2 separate regions of the Homo sapiens genome follow, and region 2 is linked to region 1. Evidence: chromatin contacts called from ENCODE Hi-C or POLR2A ChIA-PET data. All regions are on one chromosome and are shown on one strand. The core of a region is the stretch at or near the end of the contact, and the rest is flanking DNA. Distances in the headings are between cores, read along the strand shown.

Region 1 (6,479 bases), core at 3,196-5,695:
ACATGCTGTGTATGAGAATCCTGTAATATAGTAGGTGATTCTGCATGAAACAGAAACTGACTCTGGCTACCTTGCTGAATAGGATAATTCTTGGAAGGCTATCAGGGCTCACACAGTCACAGTTAGGCTGGAGGTACAGGCTTCATAAAAAGGCCAAGAAGTCAGAGAGTTCCAGATGGCTAGGCAACGGAAAGAAGTCACATATGTATTCATTTCACAAATAGCTACCGAGTGTCTGTGATGGTTAATACTGAGTGTCAACTTGACTGGATTGAAGGATGCAATATTGATCCTGGGTGTGCCTGTGAGGGTGTTGCCAAAGGAGATTAACATTTGAGTCAGTGGGCTGGGGAACGCAGACCCACCCTTAATTGGGTGGGCACCATCTAACCAGCTGCCAGTGAATATGAAGCAGGCAGAAAAATGTGAAGAGACGAGACAGGCCTAGCCGCCCAGTCTACATCTTTCTCCCCTGCTGGATGTTTCCTGCCCTTGAACATCGGACTCCAAGTTCTTCAGTTTTGGGACTCAGACTGGGTCTCCTCTCCTTGCTCCTCAGCTTGCAGCCAGCCTATTGTTGGACCTTGTGATCGTGTAAGTTAATACTTAATAAACTCCCCTAGTTCTGTCCCTCTAAGAGAACCCTGACTAATACAGTGTCTACTGTATGCCAGGCATTTAAGAGCAATAGGGATACAGCAATAAACAGACTATATCTCCATTTTCATGTAACTTACTACTGAGTAGGAAAGCCAGATAATAAAACAAATGTTAATTAAATCAAAAATACAAAAGGGTAGTAAATTTTACTTATTACCAAAAATGGTAGTAAATAAAACAAGGAAGGGGAATAAGGAGTTCCTTGAGAAGAGGGAGGCTGTAATTTTTAACGGAGTAATCAGAAAAGACTGAGAGAGATCTGGTCTTCCCACTGCTGCCACCATAATGAATGGAGATCTCCAAATGTCCCCATGTTGTTGTTAATTTCCTCAAGAATCGGAGGCCTGGGAGCAAGCATCTGATTGGCAAAGCTGAAGGCACATGCCCACCCCCTTAGTTCCTCTGAAGTGAGGGAGAGGGAGAATTGGCCTTTTAACTTTTTTACAGTAGGTACCTACTTTCAAACAACATATTTTAAAATAAGGGATTTTCCTTAAAAAAAGAAGGGCATTTTGACTCTAGACAACCAAAATATTCACAGAAACGGGGGAAATTGTTAAGGGAGAGTCAAAGAAACGACTCATAGAAGAATGAGGGGGAAAAATAGAGGCTAGCACTCTGGAGAGCCTTGAACACATTTTAAGAGGTAGGGAGACAAAAAGGGACCAGGAAAGGAGGCAACAAAGAAAACAATCATGACATAGCAATGTCTGAGAATCCAAGGATAGAGAGCGTTTACAAGGCAAATGGTGACCTTTGAGAGAGCAGTGTGAGATGACGTTTGGAAGCAGAAGCCAGATTGTAAATGGAGAAGGAATTAATGGTGACTGAAGTTAAGTACAGACTAACTTCTGAGCAAGTGTTACATATCCATAATTTATATTGTTGTAATAGTGTTGTGGAATCAGGAGGACCAGAGAGAGGCCTTGGGGTATATACATAAGGATATCTTTATTGAGTGCACTCAGACCCAGCAGACTTAACATCCAAAGACCGGGCCCAGAACAAAGACAGCACTTGACTTTTATACACACCTCAAAAAGGGGTGTGGACCAGCCTGAAGCCGGCTTACAGTGGCATGAAAGCAGGGATACAGAGGCAGGACAAAGACAGTTAATTAAACTGTAACAGGTTCATAACTCAGGATTACACATGACCATTGCTATGCAACCCAGATGTCCATTATCTAGGTTTGCCTAGTGCCTAGCACGGCTTATTCCATGACCTTCACTATAGCGTCCAGGTGGCCTGCTCAGACAGTTTATGACCTTCACTCTACTGCTTAGATAAAACAGAATACCTGAAGTCACCAGTTACAGAGAACAGGAATTTTCATAAACTCATACCATAAAACAAAGGAAAATTTGTTTTTCTTCTCCCTATGTGGAGGGAGTGCTGGGAGAGTCTCCAGAGCACATTCCTTTGTGTCCTGGCTCCTTAGATAGTATTATCAAGACTTTCCCTGGGTCTGGGCTGTGCCCATTGCTGCCTCTGGAACAAGTCAGCCTAATACAGGAAAACTTACTTCTCTTTTTAATTTTTTCTTTAACTTCCCACCTCAATAGGACTTGCAAAATATATTATCCTGAGACAAAAGGGCAGGACTTTTGTGTAGCACTTTGTCCTCACTTCACTTGAACTTCACAATAACTTTGTGAGAAAGGTCTTATTCCCCTTTAGAGAGATGGAAGAAAATGATATCCAATATCCAGTGTGGGAGAGGACTGTAACTCTCTTCCTGGAGTGCATCTTATTGACAGAGATCAAAACCTAGAAATTCCTCTGCAAAGGAATTCAGTGAAAAAAAGAAATCATAAGCACGTACACAGATTTATCTACAAGATTGTACACTGCAATAGGAAAGAAGTGAAAGCAAGCTAACTCCAGCAAGAGGATTGGTACATCCATGCTATGAAAAGACATGCACTGATTGCCAAATAATGTTGCAGCATGAACCGTTCAAGAAATGAAAAGCGTCCTACATGAAAAAAATACACTGAGTGCATGACAGGAGTTTTCTAGTCCACAACATACTTAGGTTCCCAGTTGCAAATCAATAAAGTGACACTCTGGTTTATGTATCAAAAGAAAAGAAAAAGAAATGAAAAGCAAAAAAAGGGTTTACATTTTATGAAGTGAACAGAGCAGACCACAAAACAGAATATACAGTATGATTCTATTGTGTGTGTATGTAATTTTTTTGTGGGCTTTTCTGTATCTCCGAAAATTCTAATATAAAGGAATACTGCTTTTGTAATAAGATTTTTAAAAGAAGGTCCTCAGTGGTTAAGTACTTGTCTGTGGTCAGAGATAACTGGCAAAGAAGAGGCCAAATTTTTTTTGAGACTGCAGTCTCCGGTGTAAAATGAGGGTGCAAGGTGCATCCCCGCTCCTGATTTTTGAATCATCCCTTCCACCACCTTGGAATGACTTCTTACGTAGAACAGCCAGCAAGTGGAGAAACTTGCCTCAATAATGCAAAACTGTCTCCCTAACTTACTTCCTTTCAATGTTCAAGCAAAACAAAGCCCTCTCTACATCCAACATGACAGAAACCCAACATGACAGAAAGTATGAGAATGGTTGGAAATTGCTGAAACAGCAACAGTAAAGATTTAATGAGCTCTCAAAGTACCTCTAGATGTGCAAATATGACAACCCAATAAAAAGAAACACACACATAACCTAGAGCCTTCAAAAATCTAGATTTCTGCCTTTCCACACCTTAACTTGGAATCATTCAGGTGGGTTCCTAAGCATTCTCTCGGAGGTGAGGAATCCTCCAAAGAGGAGACTCTAGGAGGGGCCCAGGTGTGGCAATCTTCAAAAGGATGAGGGATGTCCAGAGGAGAGGTGGCGGGAGGGTGCACTTAAAACACGCGAAAATTGGAAACGTGCCTTCTGCAGTCAGTTCCTTCGGATTTTCCGGCATTTAGAAGCCAGTTCTACTCCTTCAGCCCGACCGTATCTGCAGGTCTCACCCAAGACCAAGACCCCCGCCCCCACCCCTCCTCCACCCGGCCTCGAGCCCCGCCCCGGACGCTGGACCCGAGCGTAACGGGAGCAGGTGTTCACATCAAAGGTCTGGGTCGCGAAGGCAGAGACTCCATGTGCCGCAAAAAAAACTCCACGGACAATTGGGAGACTCCTTTCAAAAAAACAAAACTCCGGAGCCACGCGACTCCGCGCTCAGGGGGCGTGGGTACGGCCCACCACGAGGGCAGGGCTCGGCGCCAGCTCTCGGCAAAACTAACAATATTTGTTAGGCCCTAAACAAAAAGGCCCTAACAGCGATAAATCCATTCACTTCGGGAGTGTAGCAACCTGGGACACCAAGCGCCGCCCACGCCCCAGCTACGCGCCTCAGGGACACATCGATTGAGGCGCGGCTACTTTCGCGCACGCGCCTTGCATGCCCGTGCTTCGCCCTTACAGCAGAGCGCCTAAAACCGCTACGGTGGCTCTGCTGGGGACAAATTATTCACGTCCCACTGTTCTGCAAACCCAATCCGGGAGGTATGACCTGGCTGGGACAGTTTAGGAAGATGGCCACGAAGGCACCTGGGGGAGTAGATATATGTTTTTGAGAATGAGAGGAGTAAATCGCTGGACGACCATGAGCAGGAAGAAAATTAGGCCTCCACCTCCCAACCAGTGGCCCTGAGTTGGCAACTTAGACAGCGCGCGCCAGCGCCAGGAGCCCCGCCTTGGGGGCGTGGCCGCGCGCTGGTCGGCTGGGGCGGGGCCTGCTTCTGGCCTCATCTAGCCCCGCCCCAGGCGAGGGCGCCGCACCCACACCGCGCTGCGCAGTTTTGTTCTGCTCCAGCTGTTCGAAGGTGATCCAGGTGAGTGCTAGCACCTGCGGGCAGCCACGAGCACCGGGCCGCCGGGGGCACTTCAGCCTTTGCGCAGGGCACTCCCATATTTCAGCCTATGCGAGCTGAATAGAGACCCGCTGTCTCTAACCTCCCCCCACCCTTATCAGTAAATTAGCGATCTGAATTTCCACCCTCTCTGCTCTCCCCTTGCCTTGCATCTTTTCCCTGGTGGAGTGGGTTGGGAGCGTCTAAGCGAGGCCCGACCTATTTATGTGTAACTCAGGAAAATTCTCAAGGTCAACCCTTCCTCCATTCCTTCCTTTCCTCTCCTGCTGTCCCCGGGCTCTGCAGTCTGGGGGCACCTTTCTGCCTTCCGGAGACCACCCGACCTTGCCCTCTGCTGTTCCGGCGCAGAGGATGGCGAGCCGGACACTGCCGGGGGAGTGGTTGTGCAGGCCTGATCAGTAACACTGGTTTCAGAAGTGGCCTGTGAGCAATGCACCCGCTGCGGTGGGGATGTGTTGCTAGGGACGGTCGGGAGAGCCTCTGAAGGAATTGTGTTTGTTTTCCTCCTGCCTCTTAGAATCGTTTGTCCATTTGTACTGGGAAGGTGGTCATTTCCTACCGCTGACTTAGAGCAAGAGACGCCTCTAGGCGGGTGGGGGACTCTTCAGGTTCTTCCTTGGATTTCAGAAAATGCCCCTTCTTTATGTGGGGTGGCAGCACGGAGCCGTAGGGCTACAGTAGTGGGGCAGTTGCAGGGCGGTGGAAGGCGCTGGAGACTCCTTAGTGAGTCATTCCCCGAAGTTGTGGCTTCTGCTGATACTTTCCTTGAGAGTCACGAGTTTACAAGCTACATAATAGCGTCGGGGGCAAGTAAGTGTGGAAGACGAGGTAAAGGAAAAGCAGATACTAGGATGGGTAGAAGGAGAGGCAGGGGTTAGAACTTTAATTCCTTCCCTGGGGACAGGAGATGCCCTGGAGGGGAAGGCGCTTCCGGCTCTGCAGGTATGTGCTGTTGGGCCTAGGTGTGGTCCTGCGGAATTGCTGCAGATTTTAGATTGCTGGTGGGTAGGAGCTGCAGCGCTTCTCTTGGGAAATCTGTAGATCACCTGGAGCCAGCAGTTCTGGGAGGCACCCCAGGTTATTGGTCAGAGTTACAGGCTATATTTTATTTCAGTGAATTCAGAGAGCACATTGAGTCAGATCAAGAATGTTTATTCTCATAGGAGATGAATTTAAGGAGTTAAAACTAACATATAAAATAGAAACAAATACTTTCATCCCTGGGAAGACTTTCCGTTAAGCTTCCCTCCTGACACAATGTTACGGAAATAGAAAACTTTGTCAAGTGATTTTTTTTAACCAATGTTACTATATATAAATCTGCAGGGAGACTGTCGCCAACTATAGAAACTGCGCTACAGGGGCCTCCTTAGATTAAGGAACAAAACTGGAGAAGGGCAGCCTTCCGCTTTATTTAGATTTCTTCCTGTTGGCTTAGAGTTCTGAAAAGACACAATCCTGGAAGAGATCCTCCTCGCCTGGAGATTAGCACCGAGAAGGAACATACAGGAAAGAAGGGCTTTACCCACTATTCAGAGAAATGCTAAAAAGCCCCTGGAGCAGTCTGGAATGAGGTGGATGTCAAATCAATCTGTCAAAAGCAATTCAGTGCCTACTGCACATCTATCTGTATTTAAACATATTGTGCCCTATGTTTATACTTAAATCTTCTGAATCTATATTTAGAACACCATTACCGACCACAATTGACCATGAACCATCTAGCATTTTAAAGCAATATTTGTTTCGAAGAATATACTGCTACGGTTTTTGCAGCTCAATTTATTAATGCTACTGTAAGCTTACCATCTTCCTGAACAAAAAATTTAGCAGTTAGCAGCAAGTAGATTATCGCTATGTAAAATAAAATTCCTGAGTTTCTGTCACTCGCTCTTACAGTACCTACCTGCCTACCTGCCTCTGAGGAGAAACGCT
Region 2 (6,307 bases), core at 2,912-5,411, 8.2 Mb after region 1:
TAATTAATAAATAAATAAATACATAAACTAAACATGTAGCATTATTTGTCCTTAAAGCTCAAATAATGTCCAGAGCAAGTTCATATACCACACAATTTATTTATTTATTTTTAGAAATGTTCATAGTAGCTTTATTCATAATAGCCAAAAATTGAAAACAACTCAGTGGGTGAATGATAAATAAACTGTGGTACATCCACACCATGTAATAGTACTCAGCAATGAAAAGAAACAAATTATTGATACATGCAACAACTTGGATGTTAAAGCCAATCCAAAAAGGTCACATATAAAATTTCATACATTTAACATTTTTAAAATGACAAAGTTAAAGGAATGAAAACAGATGAGTGGCTGACAGAGATCAGGGAAAGGGAAGAGGGTGGGAGGGACATAAATGTGACTATAAAAAGGCAACACAAGAATTCCTTGTGGTGATGGAACTGTATCTTGACTGTAGTGAATACATGACTCTACACCAGACACCACACAATTTAAATAGCAGCTATTCTAAAGCATCCTAGCTTTAAATGCATATTGAATTACCTATTTCAAAGGGAATTTTAATCAATCCTACTTAGACAGAATGTTTCCTTCAAATTTGTTACTTGGTACAATAATTGCTAACACTTATTGAGCATTCATCATGTTTCAGGTACTCTTCTAAGCCCTTTATAAATATTTTCTCATTTAATCTTCAAACAACCCCATGAAGTAGATCATGCTCCCAGCTAACAAATAGGAAATCAGACAAGTTAAGTAACTTGCCAAAGTCAACAAGTTAGAGTGGAAGAGTCAGGATTTGAATCCAGACAGTCTAACTCTGCAATGAGTGCACTTAGCTACTTCTTTCACGTTGCCTTTTAAACAGGGATCAATTATGAGGCAACATAAGCCCTGCTGAATTTGACTCCTTAAAAGAGAAATGCTATGAATCCCAAAAAGATTTTAAAGTCTAGGTGACTTTAAAAAGTCTAGCAATAAATGTAGGTGAGAAAAAGACTATCAGCACTAAGAGGGATGGTTTTGAAAAAACATGTCAATTGTGTATTTAATGTTAACGTAAAATAGCCCAATCCACGAATTAAAGATTAGCAAATGATTTATACTTATTTTACCTTCTCATCTCACACTCAAGAATGTGTAATTTTTGCCCAGCACAATAATCCAGAGGTTATTAATATACCTTGGCTCAATATATTACTGTCCCAATACTCTTCCTTCCAATCGGAAGCAAAGAGGTCCTCTTACTTGTATCTCCCCTGGACACCATCTCCTTTGTGTACTTCAGCCTTTTTTTTTTTTTTTTTTTTTTTTGAGACAGGGTCTCACTCTGTTGTCCAGGCTGGAGTGCAGTGGCCTGATATCACTGCAGCCTCCACCTGCTGGGCTCAGGCGATCCTCCCACCTCAGCCTCTCGAGTAGCTAGGACTACAAGCGTGCACCACCACAACCAGGCTGTACTTCACATCTCTATCATCTTTAATCACTCCTATACAGGATCCTTTTCTTTCACTGCCAAGCATATTCTAGTATTTCTAACATTAAAAATTTGTGTTTAAATCCAATTCGTCTCATTCCTTCTGAGACCAATCTCCTGGAAACGTCGTCTACACCTATTGCCTCCAGTTACTAATAAATATTTTACTAGAAATCTTCAGCAATCTCTTTCTTCCATCTATCACTACAAAGAAACTGTACTTTCGAAGATCATTGTTTTTGCCAAAACCATGGCCAAATACTTTGTTCATCAAGTTTGTTCATCCTTACTCCTCTAAACTTTCTGGGACCTTGTTTCCTCTGACATTCCATTTTTTAGGGGCTTTTCTCCTCCTTACTTTTTATAGTTCCAATTTATTTACTGATTCTTTTTTTTTCCTCATGTTCCAATAGTAGGTGGCCCCAGATTCTGAAAATCATTCATTCTACATAGGAAAATAATCATTCTATATGACTCCTAAATCTCTGTCTTCAGACCATTACAGCTGCAACCCAGTCCTGCATTTCCAACCTCCGTCAAACTCATTAAGTTCAAAACTAATCATCGCTTCACATCTTATTCAATCTTTCTTTGCCAACTACTGTACTCTGTTTTGCTCAGTAATAATTCCATTCTTCCTTTTCATTTTCTTTCCCCACTAAAAAAACTTTCATCATCTTTTACTCTTCCTTCAACATCACCTTTACATCTAAAAAGTTAACTTTGTTAACTTTATCATCAAATTCTCACATATTTCTTTTTTGAAGACAGAGTCTCACTCTGTCTCCCAGGCTGGAGTGCAGTGGTGCAATCTTGGCTCACTGCAACCTCCACCTCCCAGGTTCAAGTGATTCTCCTGCCTCAGCCTCCCCAGTAGCTGGGACTACAGGTATGCACCAACACGCCTGGCTAATTTTTGTATTTTTTGGTAGAGATGGGGTTTCTCCATGTTGGCCAGGCTGGTCTTGAACTCCTGACCTCAGGTGATCCGCCTGCCTTGGCCTCCCAAAGTGCTGGATTACAGGCATAAGCCACCACACCTGGCCTCTGACATATTTCTTAAAAAGATATACACTTGTCCTCTTAGATGTGGGCTTCACTTTCATTCTCAATTATAGCTACTTATCTTGTTCCCAATCTTAGCCCCTTTCCCTAATCCATCATCAGTCTTTCATTGTCACCACTTTTATCATTACCTTGCTTGAGATCCCATAACAGTTCCCACACATCTATATGAAGTCAAATCAGAATTCCTGTCTGGCTTTCAAGGCACTACTGTATTTGATCTTATTATCTGATCCTATCCAGGTTCATTTTCTACTACTTCAGTTCTTCCCCAAGATCCATCGACATTAGCCTTTCCAAAATCCAACATTCTGCATACACTTCCTCTAAGGTTTTGTATACAACATTGGGGGGTGGGGGGATGGGAGTGAAGAAAGTTCCAGTAGACAATTCTTTAAGAGGTTAAATGACAGCCCTATACCCAAACATGCACCCCCTACTCTAGACAGATGATCACTCTACTGTTCTCCCTGCCTTTTTATTCACCTTATCGCCAATTAAAAACACTTCTCTACTCCCGTTTGTCTCAGTAAATCTTATCCATTTTCCATGTGCCATCTCCTCAGAAGTTTTCCTGAGCTTGGCAGGGCTAGTTCTCTTGACAATTCCACTTGCAGTTGTGGTTCACAGCACACAAGTAAAGCTTTGTTGTTTCTCTTGTGATTAGTCCGTGAAGGGGCTCTGACTTGATCACTTTTCTACATTGCCACCAATACCTAAATCCAACCGCCCCAATGCCAATACTTAGCCAGTGTTAAGCACGTAGTGTTTAAACACACCTCAACACGCAAGTATTGTAAGATAATGACCACACAACAGGGCAAATACAAAGTTAAAGCAGGTCCGGGACCAATACAAAGCATCTTTACCAATAAAATGCCGTGATGACGCTGTCACCCATTCCGGATTCACGAATCATTCTTCAAAAGTCCGGCTCCAAAACTATGTGGAGACTGAAATCCCCTGAAGAAAAAAAAAAAAAACCGCCAAAATGACAGCTAAGACAGAGGCCAGACTAACCCCTGGCCCTCCCAAATTCCCTCTCGCTCCACAAGTGGGTTCACAAGAGACACAAACGCACCCAGGAAGACCTCCGCTCCCTCAGACGCGGGGCGGGCCCTGCGACTTCACTCTGGGAGGGACATTTCCGCTCACCCAGCTCTGCGACCCTCGCTCCTGCGGAGTCAGCTTCTGCTCGCGGAGGGGGAAGGGCAAAAGGACAGTGCGTCCCAACCCGTCCCTCTCCAGCTGAGCCTGTCAGAGACCAGCCCAGCTCTGAAATCAAGCCGTTGAGAAAAGGGAATTCGGCCCTCCGCCGCCTCTTCAGTTTAAAATCGTTTCCCGACTCGCTCTGCGGCCCCACGCAGGAAGCCTCCTTGGCGCCTCGCCGATTCCGTATCAGTGAAGCAACTAAAATTGCCATTTTAACTGAGGGCAAGGCCGAGCCACTTAACCACTATCGTCAACCTTTCCAATCGTGCTCGGTTGCTCCTCAGTTTTCCTACCGGTGCGAAGCTTTCTCTCAAATTTCCGCCCGTAGTAGGCATGGCGGCGGCACCTCACCACTGATTCGTTGAATTCCTTCCCGGTAATCTTGGGCACTAGCGGGCGGAGTTGAAGGGCGCTTGGACCCCAGCGGCGATCTGTGTTTGGGTTCGCGCTCTGGGAGAATTTTGGCTTTGCTCGCCTTCCTCTTTCAGAAGACTCGAAATCGGCCAGCAGGTCTGCGAGATTTGAAACGCGACTGTTACTCCTTGTTTTCCGGTTCTGGCCGCGGGAGCCTCTCGAGAAGCGTGGAAAGAGGAGAAGGGCGTATACCTTGTGACCGCCTCTGGTTGTCTTGGGCTCGCGCCTGGCGCCGCTACGTGGAGTCGCTCTCTCGTCGTCACTTTTGGCTGCCGACTTGTTGAGTAGAAGTGCAGACTGATGCTTTAAGACTCAGGGAGAGGTCTTTCCCTTATCTCCACCCCAGCAAGCACCCCAGAGACCTTGGAGATTTGTCTTGTTTCTAGACACGTGTACTCCAATGTTGTGCGGAGGAGGCCTTAAATATTCGAGAAGAGAGTGGGAACTCCTGGAATTTTAAGGGATTTCTGTGTATTTCCAAAACTGACTTTTAACTACCGGCAGCGTGGGATTTCGTGATTGTTTTTCGCCATCGTGTGGCTCCAACATGTACTTCCCTTCTTGGTTAAGTCAGCTGTACAGGGGTTTATCCAGACCCATCAGAAGGACCACCCAACCGATCTGGGGTTCTCTCTACAGAAGTCTGTTGCAGAGTTCACAGAGGAGAATTCCAGGTGAAAATAGCGAAGAGATCTATCCTATGAACAGTACTTCAGCCTGTTATCTACGGCCGGAGAGCTTTTATTCCATTTTTCATTTTTTCCCCCATTATTATTATTATTATTATTATTATTATTATTATTTGAGACGGAGTCTCGCTCTGCTGCCCAGGCTAGAGTGAAGTGGCGCGATCTCCGCTCACTGCAAGCTCCGCCTCCCGGGTTCACGCCATTCTCCTGCCTCAGCCTCCCGAGTAGCTGGGACTACAGGCGCCCGCGACCACGCCCGGCTAATTTTTCTGTATTTTTGGTAGAGCCGGGGTTTCACTGTGTTAGCCAGGATGGTCTCGATCTCCTGACCTCGTGATCCACCCGCCTCCGCCTCCCATAGTGCTGGGATTACAGGCGTGAGCCACCGCGCCCGGCTTTTCCCCTGTTCTTAACTGGATAGCCTTATGTGTAGAAGCGAAATTCACTCTCATTATATTCATTATACGGCAGTTTTTTTTCCCTGAGTTTTTAGAAAGACCACAAAAAGGTAACCACGTAATATATAGAATACTCTGCTTTTGGTTGATGCCTTAAAAAAATCCTTCTTCGGCCGGGCGCGGTGGCTCACGTCGTTAATCCCAGCACTTTGGGAGGTCGAGGAGGGCGGATCACGAGGTCAGGAGATCGAGACCATCCTGGCTAACACGGTGAAACCCCGTCTCTACTAAAAATAAAAAAAAAATTAGCCGGGCGTGGTGGCGGGCGCCTGTAGTCCCCGCTGCTGGGGAGGCCGAGGCAGGAGAATGGCGTGAACCTCGGAGGCGGAGCTTGCAGTGAGCCGAGATCGCGCCACTGCACTCCAGCCTGGGCGACAGAGCGAGACTCCATCTCAAAAAAAAAAAAAAATCATTTTTCACAGAATTATAATAGTGTTTTCTAGTGTACAAGTGGCTGTTAAACACTAGATTCATACTAAAGCTAAATAGTTCCTACACCGTCCATTTCTGCAGTTTCTAAAATCCTATTTCATTTGAGGAAGAAATGTGCAATATTAAGAATTGGGTAATTAGGATTTTAGGTCAATGCAAATGCTAGAAGATCAAAAAAATTTTGATTTCCTAACACAAGACAGAAATTTACATTCAGTTATTCACTTGGCTTTTGACACATTTGCAGGTAAATTTAATAGTGAATGAATTAAATTACATACTCTGACTTATTTTATTTTATAAATTTCCCCTGTAGCCCTGACATACCTAAGATATATTTTGAGAATTTTCATTTTTAAGCAACCTGCAAGTGATGTATTTTTAATCTTGCCTTTTAAAGTTTCTTTTTTTTTTTTTTTTTAAAGAATTCAGTAGCTTTGTTGTCCGGACCAACACATGTGGAGAGTTGCGTTCGTCTCACTTAGGCCAAGAAGTCACCTTGTGTGGATGGATTCAGTACCGAAGGTAAATTGAGAAAGACAGTCTAAGAATGCATG

What was found. Hi-C counts contacts between places; a loop is a spot of excess contacts on that map. ChIA-PET counts read pairs that join two places held with the same protein, here RNA polymerase II (POLR2A). Pooled maps may share reads with other maps.
Region 2: a loop to region 1 is called in a map of naive thymus-derived CD4-positive, alpha-beta T cell, with 22 times the contacts of the local background. The contact joins the promoter of DARS2 here to the promoter of MGST3 in region 1. A Hi-C loop is called at or near these places in 1 of 168 maps with a recorded cell type or tissue (naive thymus-derived CD4-positive, alpha-beta T cell) and 2 of 50 pooled maps. POLR2A ChIA-PET finds 5 or more read pairs at or near these places in 1 of 52 experiments (OCI-LY7).

What each region holds. Positions count from the first base shown.
Region 1 is chr1:165,626,789-165,633,267 of GRCh38, forward strand. It overlaps MGST3 (microsomal glutathione S-transferase 3), which reads left to right and starts at 4,446. Exons shown (of 6, transcript NM_004528.4): 1 at 4,446-4,505. RefSeq lists enhancers at 3,367-3,897, 4,951-5,120 and a silencer at 4,281-4,520.
Region 2 is chr1:173,820,512-173,826,818 of GRCh38, forward strand. DARS2 (aspartyl-tRNA synthetase 2, mitochondrial) reads left to right here and starts at 4,162. Exons shown (of 17, transcript NM_018122.5): 1 at 4,162-4,845; 2 at 6,176-6,275. The coding sequence starts at 4,719. CENPL (centromere protein L) reads right to left here and starts at 4,372. Exons shown (of 6, transcript NM_001387287.1): 1 at 3,701-4,372; 2 at 3,415-3,508. RefSeq lists enhancers at 3,649-3,888, 3,866-4,384, 4,119-4,678, 4,385-4,902, 5,544-6,057.